Regions from separate parts of the Homo sapiens genome. Here region 2 is linked to region 1. The links are chromatin loops, found by intact Hi-C in ENCODE. Cell type or tissue: B cell. All regions are shown on one strand. Links, peaks and the distances in the headings refer to the core of each region. The heading gives the core; the rest is flanking DNA. Region 1 overlaps PRKCB (protein kinase C beta). Region 2 overlaps PRKCB (protein kinase C beta).

The links. A loop is a pair of places that touch in the nucleus more often than their neighbours do. Peaks named below come from ENCODE experiments on the same cell type or tissue, not always from the same donor. Only the 100,000 strongest peaks of a DNase experiment are listed, where the experiment ranks them.
Region 2: a loop joins it to region 1, with 4 times the contacts of the local background. A loop is called at or near these places in 2 of 110 quality-filtered maps.

The regions. Positions count from the first base shown.
Region 1 is chr16:24,036,717-24,046,190 of GRCh38, reverse strand. All of the region lies in intron 5 of PRKCB (protein kinase C beta), which reads right to left. Among named protein-coding and RNA genes, the nearest start is that of MIR1273H, 160 kb to the left of the region's middle. In B cell, for the core only: CTCF peaks have their summits at 3,788 and 3,987 (motif pointing left); a DNase peak (open chromatin) is centred at 3,960; H3K27ac peaks cover 1,406 bases.
Region 2 is chr16:24,162,325-24,171,341 of GRCh38, reverse strand. The region is part of intron 10 of PRKCB (protein kinase C beta); the gene reads right to left. Among named protein-coding and RNA genes, the nearest start is that of MIR1273H, 36 kb to the left of the region's middle. In B cell, for the core only: no CTCF peak of the experiment used is centred there; no DNase peak of the experiment used is centred there; H3K27ac peaks cover 593 bases.

The DNA.
Region 1 (9,474 bases), core at 884-8,883:
CAGAAAAGCAACACAGAGGCTAATGACTAGGAAGCTCCCCAGAGACATGCCTTCACCTTCCAGGTGGTAGAGGACAAAGGCAAAGCAGGGAAGAAAGAAAGGCTCTGGGTCACTTTACACAAATGGCTCAAGCCAGAAGCTCATGCTGCACCAGGCCAGGACATGCAGGTAGGTGCAGGTCACCAATGAAAGAGGATTCCAGCCCTGGCGGGACTGACACCCGAGCTTCATGACTGGTAAGATGCCATGGCCAACGCGGGGCTGGAGGTTCACATCACCCCTGGCACATCCACCTGTGGTGGTCTGCGCAGGAGCCAAGCGCAGGTAAGGCCTGCCATCTAGTGGAAAAGACACATTCTTCCCGTCTCACTGCGATCCTCTGCAGCAGGGCTGCTCGAATGTTACAGTGCATCCCCAGGGGATGTTGTTAAATTGCAGATTCTGATTCAGCAGGCCTGGAGGGGAAGCTGAGATCCCGAATTGCTAACGAGCTCCCAGGTAATGCCGATGGGATGCAGCTGGTCCCCAGACCACACCCAGAGCAGCCAGGGCCCACAGTGATTTCTGGAAAAAAAAATTAGCTTCAACTGAAACTGAGGGTTGGGAAGCCACAGCCCATGGGAAACAGGATTGAAGTTTAAGTCAAAGAACTCAGACTTGGAGGTGGGGTGGGCCTGGGAGGGCAGGGGGCAGTTTAGCGTAGACCTGCCAGGCGAGAGGCACAGAGAAGAGGAGGTGGTTCCCAGAACATATGCGACTCAGCAAGGATGATGCCAGCGACCTTGCTGAAAGAAGGCAAAAAACATCAAACACCATGAAACTCGGAGAACAGGCCCAGCTCACAAGGCAGATGCTACACAAGATGGAAGCTAGTGACAATAAAAACTCAAAAATACCCAGACAGGGCCTGGGCCCAGCTCTGCTCAAGCTGAGAACCACCCAACAACCCTCCTCAAGCAACCAACACCCCATCATTTGGGGCATTATCCATTCATTTTTTTTTTCTGCTATTGTTGTTGAGACAATTTATTTCTGTTCATTTTTCCTATTTGGAGATTTTTCTGTTTTTATTTTTCAAAAATTGCGGAAATGATATGTATTGCAATCAACCTGTGAAACGTAATGAAAACTACAGAGACACAACACAATCCCCCTCACCGCCACAGCCTCTTCACTCCCAATCCTGCTGCGATCCCAGTGTTTACAACCTGGTTGGTATCCTTCCACACCTTTCTTCACACACAGGTTATAAAATATACAGACAAAACTTCACACATAGGAGGTGTCTGTTGCTGTTGCTTATTTCTTCAAAATGAGATCATACTAAATATATTTTTACGCAACCTAACCCTTTCACTTAACCATAGATGTTCCTCTAGTTCAAGGACTGCCAAATGTTTTCAGTAAAGGCCAGAGAACAAATATTTTACATTTTGCAGATTGTACAAGCTTTGTCACAACTACGCAGTGAACTCTGCCATTGTATCACAAGAGCAGCCATAGATAATATATAAATGAATGGATGTGGCTGTGTTCCAATAAAACTTTATTTATAAAAACAGGCAGCAGGCCAGTTTGGCAACCTCTGCTTTACACCAATATCTGTAGCTCTAACCCATTGGTGTTTTGTTTTTAGTTATTTAGAATTTTTATCACAAACTTTTAAATAATAAAAGTATAGGAAGTATAATATACCTATAGAAAAGTGTATAAATCATAATCTTACAGCTTGAATTCTCACAAAGGAAATTCACCTGTGTAACCAGTTCCCATGTCAAAAATTATACTCATTTTCTCATTTTAATTCAGTCTTTTCTTTTCTTTTTTTTGAGACAGAGTCTTACTCTATCACCCAGGCTGTAGTGCATGAATGACCTGATCTCTGTTCACTGCAAACTCCACCTGCAGGGTTCAAGTGATTCTCGTGTCTCACCCTCCAGAGCAGGTGGGATTACAGGCATGCACCACCATACCCAGCTAATTTTTTGGATTTTTTTTAGTAGAGACGGGGTTTCACCATGTTGGCCAGACTGGTTTGGAACTCCTGGCCTCAAGTGATCCACCCTCCTCAGCCTCCCAAAGTGCTGGGATTACAGGTGTGAGCCACCGCGCCTGGCCTAATTCAATGCTTTCAACAACTACCTAGTATCACATAAAATGGGTACCCCTTCATTAGGCTGATGTTTTCTTTGCATCTCAAAGAAAACATCAATAAACATGCTTGTTCTAGATTTTATTTCTTTGCACGCTGGTGTTTCATTTTAAGAGAATAGATTCCCTAAAGGAAAACGTGAGAGTCAAAATGTTCATATGTATACATATTTTAATAGACATTGCTGGACCACTGTCCCCAAAGGCAGTCACAAGTCACAGCCCTGCAGGTCCCAGCAGTGCCCACTTCAATGCAATTCCCTAGACATTTGGGAGCAATGACCGCGCCCAGCACATCCTGAAGGCCTCAGACGCTGGCCTGGCCTTGATAATTCTCATGAGACTTAAATGACCAGGGAAGAAGAGAAGGAACACTGAATAGCAAGACGTCAGCTTCCCTACATCTCCTTAGGTCCAGTATCCCAAAACTTCAGTGCCTGAGACACTCACCTCAACCTAACAAGCTGATAGGCTTTGAAGGAAGGATGGGCAAGAGACCCTTCCCCTGGCCTCATGGGGTGTGCAGACAACTATCAGTAATACACTGAGAAAGATGATAGATGTTCCATAGACAGATATGATTTAACTGAACTTCTTCATTACAACAATACTAAAAAAAAAGCAAAATAAAGCAGGTGTATTGAGTTTTTAAAGGCATTTTGCTCTTCAATGAATACATAACAAAAAATTGTAAACAAGAATTTCCAATTTTCAAAGTTTCTACTTTACTGCATTATAACTCCTCAAAAAACAAACAAAAAAAATTGAACAACTATTAAGTTTCATGTCATCTAAGGGATTTTAGGTATAATAGACATCCCAATAGCCAGAGCTCATGAGTATGAGTGCAGTGTGTGGGGACATAAAGGCATTTCTCTGGTTCATACCTTCCCTTGGATCCTCAACAGCAGCTGTGACATCAAAAAAGAGAATTAATTTGATAAGGGTTAGAATGACAGTCATATGCATTTGTCAAAACTCAGCCATTGTACACTTAAGACATCACCGGGCACAGTGGCTCACATCTATAATCCCAGCGCTTTGGGAGGCCAAAGTGGGAGGATTGCTTGAACCATGGAGTTCAAGACCAGCCTAGGCAACATGGCAAAACCCCATCTCTACAAAACTACAAAAATTAGCTGAGTGTGGTGGCTCATGCCTGTAGTCCCAGCTACTTTGTAGGCTGAGGTGGGAGAATCAATTGAGCCTGGGAGGTCGAGGCTGCAGTAAGCCGTGATTACGCCACTACACTCCAGCTTGGGTGACAAAGTGAGACTGTCTCAAAAAAAAAAAAAATTTTGTATGTATCATTGTATGTACATTTCACCTCAAAAGTTAAAAAAAAAAAAGAAACCCTACAAGTAAATTTTGAATTCTATTGATGTTGGGCATGCTGAAGTGTTTGGGGGAAATCGAATTGGTGTCTGCAGTTTACTTTGAAATGTGTCAAAAATAAGACAGATTGATGGATGGAGAGCGAGATAGTTGGAAATGTGATTAAGCAAGTGTGGAAACGTTAACGACAGAATATAGGTGGTGGATAAATGAGTGTTTGCTGTAAAATTCTTTCAACTTAGTTCAAAATAAAGACTTGGGAAAAAATTACAAACCAATAATGTAAAAGGGAAGGGAGATCTACCAGAACTGGGCCCTATCTGTGTGTGACCTGAAGAAGTAACCTTTCTCTGGACCTCAGTGAGCGTAGCTGGTCTCTGCTGCACCTTCCATTATGAGCAATGACAGTACTGTGGTTTCACAAATTGGGGCATCTCCTGAGAGAGCCTCCGAGGAGGAATGGCTTTGAAGGCAGAGACTGCCCCCTAGTGGGCCCTCGCGGCCTAGTTTATAATAATTTTCTGTCTGCAATTGACGCATGGCTGGGCAATATTACACAAACCCCCATGACACAAGTTTACCTATATAACAAACCTGCACACGTACCCCCCCACCAAAGTTCAAATAAAAGTTAAACAAAAATAAATATTAAGCTATCTGGATTTTTTTTTCTTGTTTACATTGCCCTTTTTCTTCCCAATTCTTTTTTTTTTTTTTTTCCAAGATGGAGTCTCACTCTGTTACCCAGGCTGGAGTGCTGTGATGCAATCTCAGCTCACTGCAACCTCTGCCTCCTGGGTCCAAGCGATTCTCCTGTCTCAGCCTCCTGAGTAGCTGGGATTACAGGCATCCACCACCACACCTGGCTAATTTTTGTATTTTTAGTAGAGACAGGGTTTTGTCACGTTGGTCTTGAACTCCTGACTGTAGGTGATACAGCCGCCTCAGCCTCCCAAAATGCTGGGATTACCGACGTGAGCCACCACACTCAGCCTCTTTGGTACTCTTTTTCTTTTGATGTGTGGATGTCAGATCTTAAGAAGGATTTAAATATCACAATATTGGGAGTACCTAAGGCTGTCAGGGAGATGTTTCAGTCTAAAAAGTTTCTGTATAACACAATATAATGGTAAGAATATAGAATGGGAGTTCCAAAGAGAAACATTTAAAAAAAAAAAGGTTCTTTCTGCTTTCTTTAAGAACACTCCCAACTTTTGGGAGATAGATATGAGGATGGACATGGCTAAGCATTTGGAGGTGGCTGTAATGTAGATGGGAGTATAAATAATAGATGTCAGTTGTTATGTTGATAGGTAGATACTGAATTGAAAAAGCATTGAATAAGATATTGTTAGCTGGGTGCGGTGGCTCACGCCTGTAATCCCAGCCCTTTGGGAGGCTGAGGTGGGCAAATCATGAGGTCAGGAGATCGAGACCATCCTGGCTAACACAGTGAAACTCCATCTCTACCAAAAATACAAAAAAAAATTAGCCGGCCATGGTGGCATGCGCCTGTAGTCGCAGCTACTCGGGAGGCTGAGGCAGGAGAATGGCTTGAACCTGGGAGGGGGAGGTTGCAGTGAGCTGAGATTGCACCACTGCACTCCAGCCTGGGTGACAGCAAGACTCTGTCACACACACACAAAAAAAATTATTGTTGCATGTATGAACACGCAGGCTTCACAAACCTTGGGAGCATTTTACAACTCTGATCTGGACATTGTATTGCCTGATCTCATGACACCTATGGGCATCATGATGTCAATACGGTTTCCTGGGATACTACAAATCCCACTGCTCCATGTCTTTTCTACATTGTCCAGGGAACAAGGGTGGTCATGACTCCAACAAGCGGGTCTCAGTCCCAGTAACATTTGCTGTTGACGTTGGACCTGGTACTTAAGATTTTCTGCATGTTCTACCTCCCATGAGAATAATGGTATAAATTGGACAATCCGTTGACCTTCATTTCCTGACTTTAGGAGGCACTGATCTGGGGACCATCAGTGAAAGCCTTATATCTATCTATCAGGATCCTCCAGGGGTTTCTCATTCATACATACAGCCATTGAGCCCATAAATATTTAGTGATGCCCACCTTGCTAGGTGCTGGGAGTAGAGTGGCAAGACACAGTCCCGCCCTCATGGAGCTAATGCCTTGTGATGAGATGCAGACATTAATCAAATCCAACATAAAATCACCCCTTTCACAAGGCCAAGCTCAGGTTACCATGAGTGTCTACGAAAGGGGGAAGTTGGAGGAAGCTTATTAGATGGTAAAAATGAACCGAGATCGAGAGGAAGAGTTAATTGCTAGAAAAAGAGAAGATGGCAATGGCAAACATTCTAAACAGAACGCACAGATGTCTTATGGTGTGTGGCAGTCTGCAGAGGACCAAGGATTAAAAGAAAGGGGGAGGAGACAGTGAATAAAGAATGAGATCGCCATGTTAGATTTAGTCTGTTATAAAGACAATGGGAAACCATTGATGGGTTTTTAAAAGGAGGAGAACTGATCAGATTTATTCTCATCTTGACCTGCCAAAACACTAAGAACAGATATATGAGCTCAATTTCAGTAGCCAGGCAAGTTAGAAAACCTTTGACCTCTAGAGATGCTGAGATTTCCAAAGAACATATGACACTCAGGGCAAACGGCAGTGTCCTGGGCTGATGGTCAGTGGAAAATCCTAATACTGACCATGCTTCTTGGGTCTGGATGAGGTGGGGCCATTCCACAAACACCACAAGGCCACTTCTGGCCTGGCACTGCTGGGAAGGACCCCGCACAACCTTTAGTGCTCGCTCCTCTCTGATCTGTCTTGCCAAGACCAAGGAGGAGGGGGCTGGAGTCCCAGCAATGAAACCAGGAAGACAGTCAGGAGACCAAGGGAAACTTGAGTGTGCCAGATGCTGTTGGACCCTGCCCAGCTCCCCTCCATGCTGGCCAATGCACCCATCCCCTGGGTGCTGTGTATGATGGCTGTTAATGGCTCACAGTTACCCCTATGTCCAGATAACTGTCCTCAACTGCACAGAAGCCTCCTCACCTGGGAAGTTACTCTACCTTCCCACCTCCATCCCCAGCAGCCTACAGCAGTAACTGACTATATCAGCCAGCTCAGGCTGTCATAACAGAATACCATGGACTGGGTGGCTTAAACAACAGACATTTAGGCCGGCACAGTGGCTCACGCCTGTAATCCCAACACTTTGGGAGGCCAAGGCGGGCGGATCACTTGAGGTCAGGAGATTGAGACCATCCTGGCTAACATGGTGAAACTCCGTCTCTACTAAAAATAAAAAAAATCAGCTGGGCATGGTGGCACGTGCCTGTAATCCTAGCCACTCGGGAGGCTGAGACCGGAGAATCGCTTGAACATGAGAGGCAGAGGTTGCAGTGAGCAGAGATCATGCCACTGCACTCCAGCCTGGGTGACAGAGCAAGACTCCATCTAAAACAAAATAAAAAGAAAAAAAGAAAAAAAGACATTTATTTCTTCACAGTTCTGGGGGCTGGGAAGTCCAAGATCGAGGTACCAGCAGCTTCAATTCCTGGTAAGGACTCACTTCCTGGCTTGCAGACGGCCACCTTCTTGCTGTATCCTTCCTTTGGTGGAGACAGAATGATCTCTCTTTCTTCTTCCTCTTAGAAATCCACAAATCCCATTATGAGGGCCCCACCCTCACAACCTCATCTAACCCTAATTACCACCCAAAGGTCCCATAGCTCCAAATACCACCACACTGGGGGTGAGGCTTTAAGATACAAATCTGGGGGAGACACAAGTCATCCCACAGCACTGACTGACCTGGAACACGACAGAACAGCCCCCTTGCCTCAAGATGGGACTGACTGTGCTACAGTGTTTGGTACAAAATTCCACCAGATACCAGGCTGAAGAAGACTTCCACGGAGACCACACTCTCGCCAAGCTTTTTCCCTGCCTGAGGAAGGAAGCATGGTTCCTTCACTTCTCTTTTCCCATGAGCAGCCCAATAAATCACTGGAACAAAATCCCCATCTTGGCTCTATTTTTAGAGAACTCGGCCACAGCATCAGGGCTCTCTTCTATCATCCATCAATCAACAAGCCCATGCTGAGTACAGGCTGTGCCCAGCATGGTGTATGGGCAATTGCAGGGCATTGTGACATGGGGCCAGAGGCCCAGGTGCTCACCCCTGCTCAGCATGTGACATTGGTCAGGGTGTTCAGCCTTGCTGAGACTTCGTTTTCCCTTCCATGATGGCAACAACGTGCCCTTTCCCGAATGGTGTGATATCAAAGTATTTGGAAAAGCACAAAGTGCTATTAAACTTCTTTATACATTTGCCTGCTCTGAACATCCCAAAGAAATGAAATCCTACAATATGCCAGGGTCTCACTATGTTGGCCAGGCTGGTCTTGAACGCCTAGTCTCAAGCAATCCTCCTGTCTTAGCCTCCCAAAGTGCTGGGATTACAGGTGTGAGCCACCACACCTGGCCTTTTTTGTTTGTTTGTTTTTCTTGTTTTTGTTTTATGAGACGGAGTCTTGCTCTGTCACCCAGGCTGGAGTGCAGTGGTGCAATCTCAGCTCACTGCAACCTCCACCTCCCAGGCTCAAGTGATCCTCCTGCCTCAGCCTCCCAAGTAGCTGGGATTACAGTCGTGCACCACCACACTTGGCTAATTTTTTGTATTTTTAGTAGAGATGATGTTTCGACATGTTGCCCAGGCTGACTCCTGAGTTCAAGTGATCCACCCACCTCGGTCTTCCAAAGCGCTGGGATTATAGGCATGAGCCACTGTGCCTGGCCTATTGTTTTTTTCTTTTTCTTTTCGTTTCTTTTTTTTTTTTTTTAAACGTCTTGTCTTAAGCCACCCAGTTTGTGGTATTTTGTTATGGCAGCCACAGCAAATGGATACACCTCCTATCAGTGTGTCCTGAGAAGCGGGGGCTTGTGATCCAGGTTCTCAAAGTTCACAGCATATCTATGATTAAGGGGGAAGACTTTGACCTTGAACTTGAAGAAATATTGTACTGTACCACATCAGAACAAAGACTCCCTAAGGAATGCCCATAGGAGGTGCCCTAGCCAAACCACAAAAGGAATAAATACGGTGGAGGGCATAGAGAAACGAAACGAAACTAAACTAAACAAAAAAGTAACCTACTATATAGTACTTTTGAGTCAAACAGACCTAGGTGAGGAAATGTGTTTTCTGATGGGTAGAATGATAACTTAACTCATTTGAGTTGTTGAAACAATGTAAATCAGATACTGCCTGTAAGTGCTTTTCACAATGATTAACACATTTTAAAAACTAAACACATCTTAGCTATTGTTTTATTATTATTGCAAATGGTGTGAGCTCTTGGAATATAACTTCTCTGAGCCGTGGCTTCTTTGTTCATAAAACAAGAATAATAGAAGGTTGGGCGCAGTGGCTCACACCTGTAATCCCAGCACTTTGGGAGGCCGAGATGGGCGGATCACTTGAGGTCAGGAGTTCTAGACCAGCCTGGCCAACGTGGTGAAACCCTGTCTCTACTAAAAATACAAATATTAGCCAGGCGTGGTGGTGGGCGCCTGTAATCCCAGCTACTCAGGAGGCTGAGGCAGGAGAATCGCTTGAACCCGGGAGGTGGAGGTTCCAGTGAGCTAAGATGGCGCCACCACACTCCAGCCTGGGCAACAGATGGAGTCTCCCTCTCAAACAAGAATAATAGAGATTTCACAATGTTGTGAAGGTGGAAAGAGATAACACGTAAGGTTTAGAGCACTGCACATCCCATGCGGCCCATAAATGTTGGCTGCCCGCAGTCATGCTTTGGAACGAGTGTATTTCCCACAGAATGACACCAGAGGGAAGCAGAGTCTCATATTTGTCTCACCAGCATCGGGAACCTCAATCAGTGGGGAAAACTGGCTTCCCTTGAACCTGAAACTGCGGGATTTCCCCTGGGGCCCCCAAGCATCACACTGGGAGGCAGGCGACCACTTG
Region 2 (9,017 bases), core at 278-8,277, 130 kb before region 1:
AAGCAGTACTATGGGAAGGTACATTTGGCAAAGAACTGAGGCCTCCTGCCAGCAGCCAGCACCAACTCCAGTCCTGTGAGAGAATCACCTTGGAAACAGATCCTTCACTCGAGACAAGGCTTCAGATGACTAAAATTCCAGCTGGCAATCTGAGTGCAGCTTCCTTTGAGACCCAGAGCCAGATCAACTAGGTAAAGCATTCCCAAATTCCTGCCCCACAGAAACTGAGATAATAAATGCTTATTGTTTTAAGCCACTGAATTTTGAGGTACTCACCAATAGATAACATAGTGGCTATCAAAAACAAAAAGATGAATTATCAAGGTTTGAAAAACAGTAATCTAGGAAGGCATGTCCAGAAGTAAAAGAACTGGGGACAAAAAAAAATCTGTGTCCTAATCAGGGAAGTTTTTCAGCATGTCTTTCAAGGGATATTGTGAACTTCTTCAAGTCAGGGGCTATGCCCTTGTTGGCTGTGTAAGCCCTGTTTCTGATAGCACAACTAGCACATAGCAGGTGCCCAGAGAGGGAAAGGGCACAAGCTTTGGTGCCAAAGATACTTCATTTGGAAATCCAGCTCTGTCTCTTAATAGCTGGATGTATTTGGAGAAGTTATTCAACACCTGGGTTTCCTTGTGTGTCAAGAGGAGATAATAGTAGAACCTCAGTGATGTTGCTGGAATTAAATAAGTCAGATGTGTGTTTTGGCCCTTGGGCAACACCAATATGTGACTCGTTTCTCTCCTTCCATCAGAGGGTGTTTGCTAAATGAATGAATGAATCACTTTATCTCTTCTTAGAGACTTCTGCTTGGGTGAAATCTCTCCTTTACGCTACGTTCCTTTGGCTTGCAATGGCAGAGTCTGCGCTAACGAATTTGGGAACTGAAGTCCCTCTTATGTTCTCAGCCTAAAAAAGTCACTTCCTCTAACCCACCCAATCTAAATTAGGTCTGCCGTTATACTCTTTCATGAAAGCCTGTGGGCTTTTTTCTTTTCTTTTCTTTTTTTAATCTCTGACCACATCATAATTTGTTAATTATATTTTGAACTTGATGGTTATTTATTTCATCTATCTATTCAAGTAAAAACAAATTTACAGAGTCCTACTAGGTACCAGGTTATAGATGGGTGCTGAGGATAGAGCAGTGAACAAAACCAACAAAAATTCCTGGCCTTTGTCTTTCATTCTAGCAAGTAGACACAGAAAAGGCAATAAATGCTAAACATAATAAACAAATTATATAGAATATTAAAAGATAGCCGGGCACAGCGGCTCGTGCCTGTAATCCCAGCACTTTGGGAGACTGAGGCGGGCAGATCTCCTGAGGTCAGGAGCTCGAGACCAGCCTGGCTAACATAGTGAAACCCTGTCTCTACTAAAATATAAATACAAAAATTAGCTGGGCATGATGGTGTGCGCCTGTAGTCCCAGCTACTCGAGAGGCTGGTGCAGCAGAGTTGCTTGAACCTGGGAGGTGGAGGTTGCAGTGAGCCAAGATCACACCACTGCACTCCAGCCTGGGCAACAGAGTGAGACTCTGTCTCAAAAAATAAATAAATAAATAAAAATAAAAATAGAAGGCTAAAAGATTAAAAAGTGCCACGGGGGAAAAACAGAGCAAAGTATGGAGGATTGGGAGTACCAGCTGGATGAGATGGGAGAAAGGAGTTCCAGTTTCAATAAAGTATTCAGGATAATCTTATTTAGAAGGCGATCCTTCAGCAAAGACTTGAAGGAGATGACGAAAGCAGCTATGCAGGTATTGAGAGTGAGAGCTTACCAGGCGGAGAAACAGGCTGTGCGAAGGCCCTGAGGCTAGAGCACACCTCATGTGCTTGGAGAAGAAAGAAGAAGGGGGACAGGGTAGGAGATGAGCCCAGGGTGGTGCTGAGGGACGCATCATGTAAGGTCACGTAGGCTAACACAAAGGTTCGGGGTCTCACTCTGAAAGAAATGGACTAATGCGAAATGTGACTGAACGTTCCACAAATCCAGGAGCCATGTAAAATTTGTTTACCGCTGTGTACCAACAGCCCAGCACCATGCCTGACCAAAGCGAGCCATCAATATACATTAATTAAGTGAATAAATGGGTGATCCTCGAGGCAGCAGGAGTTACTGGGTCTCCAAAGCAGCATTCATACAGTCAGAAGGTTGGAATCAAAGCTCTGACTCCACGTTTTCTGACTACTGGGGAGGCTTGGCAAGACCATTTTACATCCCTGAGCCTTGATATCTTCATTTATAAAATGAGGATAACATATGCGATAATCTCTAACAGACTGACTGAGGGGCTGGAATGAAACATACACAGGGCTGCAAACTGTAAATGTGATGAAAATGAGATGTCCTGGCAATACTGCCTGAGTATTGAAGCCAGACAAGTGTTTTCCAAACTCAAGTTGTATCTCACTTTAATTGATGATTGAATCAATTTGGTGGGTCATGATCAACTTAAAAAAAAATAATAGAAAAAAGAGGTCAGGCATGGTGGCTGGCTCCTGTAATCCCAGAACTTTGGCAGGGCCGAGACAGGAAAATCACTTGAGGCTAGGAGTTTGAGAACAGCCTGGGGAACATAGCAAGACTCTGCCTCTACCAAAAAAAAAAAAAAAAAAAAAATAGCCAGGCATGGTGGTGAGCACCTGTAGTCCCAGCTACTCGGGAGGCTGAGGCAAGAGGATCGCTTGAGCCCAGGAGTTCAAGGCTATAGTGAGCCATGGTGGTGCCACTGCACTCCAGCCCAGGCAACAGAGTGAAACTGTCTCAAAAAAAAAAAAAAAAAAAAAAAAAAAAAGTAGAAGAAGAAAGAAAAATAATGAAATGATGAAATGGAAATTATCAGTGCATGCTGCACAGAACACCACTAAGTACTTTTTGTGGAATATATGTTTTGGTTATATTTATATGTTGCTATGGCTGAGTCACAACGTAAAAGGTGACTTGCTGTCAAAAGTTGCAAAGCTATTGTGAGGGGCTATAAAACCGGGAGAAGAGGTGGTGGGAAAGTGAAGCAAAGATTTCACCTTTTAAGTCAATACAGTATTTGAAGTCTTGTTGCACTACTTACTAACTGCAACACTGAGCAGTTATTTAATCTAATTTTGGGCTTTCTCTTCACCTGTAGATGGGACATTTTTCACTTGCCCACAGAATATTAAACAAGGACACATGTGTAGAGTGTCTAACATGATGCTGGCCATATAACAAGCATTTAATTCACCATTTAAAAAAATCTTCCATACAGCACATAGAACTTTATCTTATATGTAACAGTCATATGTGCATTTATCAAATGTGGGAGTGCCTAATAATTATAACAACAACAATAATGAAATTAAGCTTTCTTGGGTACTTACCACGTGATGAGCTGAATGCTTTACATATTTTGTCTCACTTGTCCCTCTACAAAACTCAATGTGACAAGTATAATCATTCTCTCCCTTCTAAAGAGGAGAAAGTTGAAGCTCAGAAAGGGTAAGTAACTTGCCAGTGGTCTCTCAGCTGATAAGCTGCTGCAAAGCCAGGGTCTGAACCTTAGGCATTGGGTTCCAGACTCTACACTCTCAACCCCTCATGATGCTGCCTCCAGTGGGTACATCTTGTGTGAAAGGTTCTGAGCTAGACATTGTATGGATGTGTGGATGTGTCCTCCCCTCAAAGAGCTTCCAGTCCAGGATGGGAGAGAAGGAACATGGAGATTTAGTGGTACATCAAGACAGAAGCTGGCAGGTTACAGGAGAGCACAAGTTAACCAATTTTTTTGTTTTTTTTTTTCTGTGGCAGGGTCTCACTCTGTCGCCCAGTCTGGAGTACAATGGCGTGATCTCTGCTCACTGCAGCCTCAACCTCCCAGGCTCAAGTAATCCTCCTGTCTCAGCCTCTCCAGTAGCTGGGACTACAGGTTCACACAACCACACTTGGCTAATTTTTGTATTTTTTGTAGAGACAGGGTTTTGCCATGTTGCCCACACTGACTAATTTTTAGAAAATGGTTTTTATTTCTCAGACCAATACTGCTTCACCCTCTCAACATGTCTAATGAGAAAAGGAGGTGAAATGATCACTTATATTCTCAGGGTCCAAGGCATAGGAGATTTGCCAAAAGGTCACATACAAGTTGGTGGCAAAATGCAGACAGTAAGCCAGAACTGCCGACACCCAGCCCCTGGTTCTTTGGCTTTTTTTTTTTTTTTAATAGAAAACAAGCCTAAAAATAGCATCTGTCTTTGCTGCACGTTGAAGAGAACCAAAACACTTGTTTTAAAAATTATTTTTAAAGCTAGCAGATGGCATTGGCCACAGAGAGAGAAGTAAGTGAGAGAGAGATTTCACTTGCTTGCTTTCTGCTTGGAAGAACTCGGCTTGCCCCCCAGACTCATTAGTCGGAATCCCCACATCAGGGGATCGCTCCACTGTAGGTAAGGTCGTGTTTTGTGGTATGTTTCTACCGCTAACCATATGCAGGGAAACCCTAAGATCTATCATCTTTGAACTGTACTGAGCATGTGGCTTCAACACACCAGTGCCTAAGCTATTAAATGTTACGGTTGGCATCTCACTGTCCTTTTATTTCTGAACAAACACTTAATGATGCCCACTCTATGCCAGGAGCAACTCTATTGCCAGAGATGTTTCTGTGGATAATCCACAGTGCCAGATGTTAAGGATTCCCAGGCGAGGGACAGGGGCCAGATAAATTTCCAAACGGCCGTGTTTCCCAAAATGGGTAGGAGATCATTTTAGGTAGTCCATGGATGTATGATGGTTTCACCTTTATGGCTTTGTATTTGTTTTAACGTATATTGTGGAAAATACAACTAAGCACTTACGTTCCTGATTTGATGGCTATTATTGCTGGAGAGGGGGAGTAAAATTCATGGAGTCATATAAAAGAAAAAAGGGGAAAGGTAGGGTAAGACCAGATTATGATGCACTGCCTAAGACCATCCACCCAAACGTGACTTGTCTCCCAACCAGCTTTAAGATCTTTACCAAGTTTCTCTGCCTCCTCTACTAAAATTGACTTATTTTTTAAAAATATTTTTATTAACTCCGTTAAAAAAACTTACACACAATTATTTTAAAATATTTTAACTTCATACCAAAGTCATAAATGGAAATTCATCCCCTCTATAGAAAACAAGTACATATCTGGACCGGGTGCAGTGGCTCCCACCTGTAAGCCCTTTGGGAGGTTAAGGTGGACAGATCACTTAAGGCCAAGAGCTTGAGACCAGCCTGGCCAACATGGAGAAACCCTATCTCTACTAAAAATACAAAAATTAGCCAGGTATGGTGACACACACCTCTAATGTCAGCTATTCGGAAGGCTGAGGCACAAGAATGGCTTGATCCCAGGATGTGGAGGTTGCAGTGAACCCAGATCATGCCACTGCACTCCAGCCTGGGGAAGAGTGAGACCCTGTGTCAAAAAAAAAAAAAAAAAAAAAAAGAAAGAAAGAAAAGAAAAAAATCTTTACTAAGTTTGTCTGCCTTTTCTACTAAAATTGACTTATTTTAAAAGTATTTTTATTAACTCACTTAAAAAAAACTTAAACACAATTATTTTAAAAATTTTAAATTTCATACTAAAGTCATAAATGGAAATTCATCCTCTCTGTAGAAAAGAAGTGCATATCTGGAGTCCATCATCTTTATGCAATATCCAGTCTGGCTCTGGTACATCAATCCTTTAAATGACTTATTTTAAAAATAAATGCAATGTGTTCATGTACCACCAGGTTCATCTCCCACTCCACAGTAAGCAACATCAAAATCTGGAAAATATTGTCAGAGGCAATCCAGAGCCAATCTGGAGCAGAGAAGTGAGTTTTAGAACTTTCATCGAGCGCTTATTTTTGCAAGTCATGGCATTAGGCAGGCATTAAAAGGATGAAAACGATGAATAAGGTTCAGGCTTGCCCTCAGGGAATTCAGAATCTTGGTTAAAACAAGTATACAACTAATTCAAACCCTAATCTAAAATAGAATGTGGCTGGGCACAGGGGCTCATGCCTGCAATCCCAGCACTTTGAGAGGCTGAGGTGGAAGGATTGCTTTTGAGCCCAGAAGTTCCAGGTCAGCCTGGGCAACATGGCAAGACCCTGGCTCTACAAAAAATAAAAAAATTAGCCAGGCATGGTGGCGCACACCTGTAGTCTCAGCTACTCAGGAGGCTCAGGTGAGAGGACGGCTTGTGCCCAGGAGGTCAAGGCTGCAATGAGCAGTGATTGCACCATTGCACTCCAGCCTGGGTGACAGAGTGAGACCCTGTTTCAAATAAAAGTAAATAAATAAATAAAATAGAATGCGATAAAAGAAAGTGCATGAGAGGCATAAAGAGTGAACTATGGGGGCTTCGGCTAACTAAATGGACCTCACGTACTGCCTCTAATTCTTACATATTATTCCCCTCCATAGCACCCTTAAATTTGCCTTTGTTCCCCATTCCTCCTACGAAATTATTGCAAAATCTTCCTTATCACCACACTCAGTGTTTTTTGATTAGGGCTTATTTGTTGGACTCTAATATATGAAAATCAAAAAAAGTATTTCTTGCGTATCGACTTGAAGTCCAGATTGGCTCTCTCCTACTTACTCAATTTTCCAAGAAGAACTTGTCACAGCTCAGAATTTCAACTCTCATCTCGCTGGGCTGATGAGTCTTGACTTATATTTCTATCCTCTCCCTCTCTCCTGAGCTCCAGTCAGCTCCAGCTGGCTACAGGACGTTTCTACGTGGGTGTTCCACCGTCAACTCCAATTAAAAGCTCGGAAAGGCAAACTCACCATCTTTCTCTTCAAACTGGCTAGTCTGCTTGACTTTAAAGGGCTTCTTCAAAATTGTCATTGTTATTGTGATTCTTCATTACACTATTACCGCTGCCCTCTAAGCTTCAAGTGCCTTCAGGTAATTTAAAATTCCCTTTCTCCTTAATCTCTCATAATCAGTAAATAAATAAAACTAAATGTCTGTCTGTCACTACATTATGCAAAATGGTTGGCTAGAATTTCCCAAATTTGGAACATGAGTATGAGGATAGTCTGATTTAAAATGATGACTAGGTGGGAGGTGCAGAATTCACCTGGAGGTCTCCAGAGGAAGCAAGGGAATTCAAAGAGACAATCTTCCCCTAAGACAGCTGAAAGTGGAGTGTAACATGATGCCTGTGTGACTGCCAGGGGGACACTTGCCACTTTTAATCAGATACCATGAACAGAGAAAACCGACCACGTGGGCAGCTCTATGTACCATGCTCCAAGGGAAGTTGCTGCAAGAATTTGTCTATTTAATGATCTTTAATGATTTTCCAAGCTGGTCTGTGGATTCATCCCGTCTGGAAGCTGATCCCTTTATTGCTCAGAACCATCTGTTTCTCTCCAGAGAGGCTGTGTAGTGCTGTGGTTAAGAGCCCTGGTTCTGGTATCAGCTAGTCCTGGGTTCTAGTCACAGTTATACTGGATACTTGCTCTGAGACTTTGGGTCAGTTACTTAGAGTCTCTACCTTCCCAAAAGGGGGTAATGACAGCTTGTTCTTCATAGGGGTGTTGCCAAGATACATCAGATGACGCATGTCAAGTCCATGCAAACTCAAAAAGCCTTACCCAAGTAAGTGTGCACTCAATGACATGTGTTCACACACAACTTTCCCTTCCTCTGTATTTTATAGCCTTGCAATCACTGTTAGAATCAAGCAATTGATGCTCCTCTAGCTTTTTTGTTTGTTTGTTTTCAGCTTTCTAAGCCTTGTCCCTCCACATAGAGGCCAAAGTTTTCAAAGGCTAGAACTACCTCTATTCTTCCTCGGAATTCCACAGATCTTTGATTATTGAATGAATATGCAAAGGCCACCATCAAGAAAACAGAGAGCATAAGGCTGTGTCTATTCCCACCTGCCCCAGCTCTATTTGCCTGGGTTGCATTTCTGATTCATTTCCTGTACTCAAGATCCTTGGATGGCTTTAGTTGGCTAAAGCACTAACACCTGCCAAGCTCTCACCAGTTTCCTCCCCTGGGAGGCAATGATGCCATGTTTGTACCACTAGCCTATAACTATGTCCTGCTTGAATCCAGTTAGTCTCCTTGGACTCAAGATGGTGCCTCTCACCTGGCATGAGCACCAATTATTCCCTCCCTGTAGATACAACCCCTTTTAAAAGGTTCCTAGTGAGTTAGTAGCAACCAATTGCCAGCTGATTGGGCCAGGAATAAACACCTGACCCAAGCTGAACCAACCAGATTCTCTTTCCCAGGACTATGATCTGAAATGCAGGGAATTTGCCAGATAGGCAAACTGCAAGGAGCTAACGAAGTCATGTTTACCAGGAGCAGTGAGAAACAAAGAAAGCAAGGACAAAGAAACCTAGAAATCTATTCTAGACTGCTTTAGGATTACAGATTCTAGCTCCTCATGAGGCCCAGGTACACCTTTGTCTTTGGGTGGTTTCTTTCCAATAAAATCCTCTTTTTTTGGTTACCTGCATAGATTGCATAGTGGTCAAGTCAGGGCTTTTAGGGCACCCATCACCTGAATAAGGTACATTGCACGCATTAACTAATTTCTCATCAACAATCCTCTCCAGGCTGGGCGCGGTGGCTCATGCCTGTAATTCCAACACTTTGGGAGGCTGAGGTATGGGGACTACTTGAGCCTAGGAGTTTGAGAGCAGCCTGAGCAACATAGGTCTCAACCCCATCTCTACAAAAAAATTTTAAAAAATTAGTCAGGCTTGGTGGTGCATGCCTGTGGTCCCAGCTACTCCGGAAGTCGAGGCAGGGGGATCGCTTGAGCCCAGGAGGTCCAGGCTGCAGTAAGCCATGATTATACCACTGCACTCCAGCCTGGGTGACAAAGGGAGATCCTGTCTCAAAAAAAAAAAAAAAAAAAAAAAAGTCTTCTCTGTTTTTTTGGAGCTATTGGAGCCAGTTTGGTGGGGGGCAGGGGAAGGGGTGTTCTGTTTCTTACAACTTGATCACTGCTGACTGAGACAACAGCCAGAGCCACCTGCAG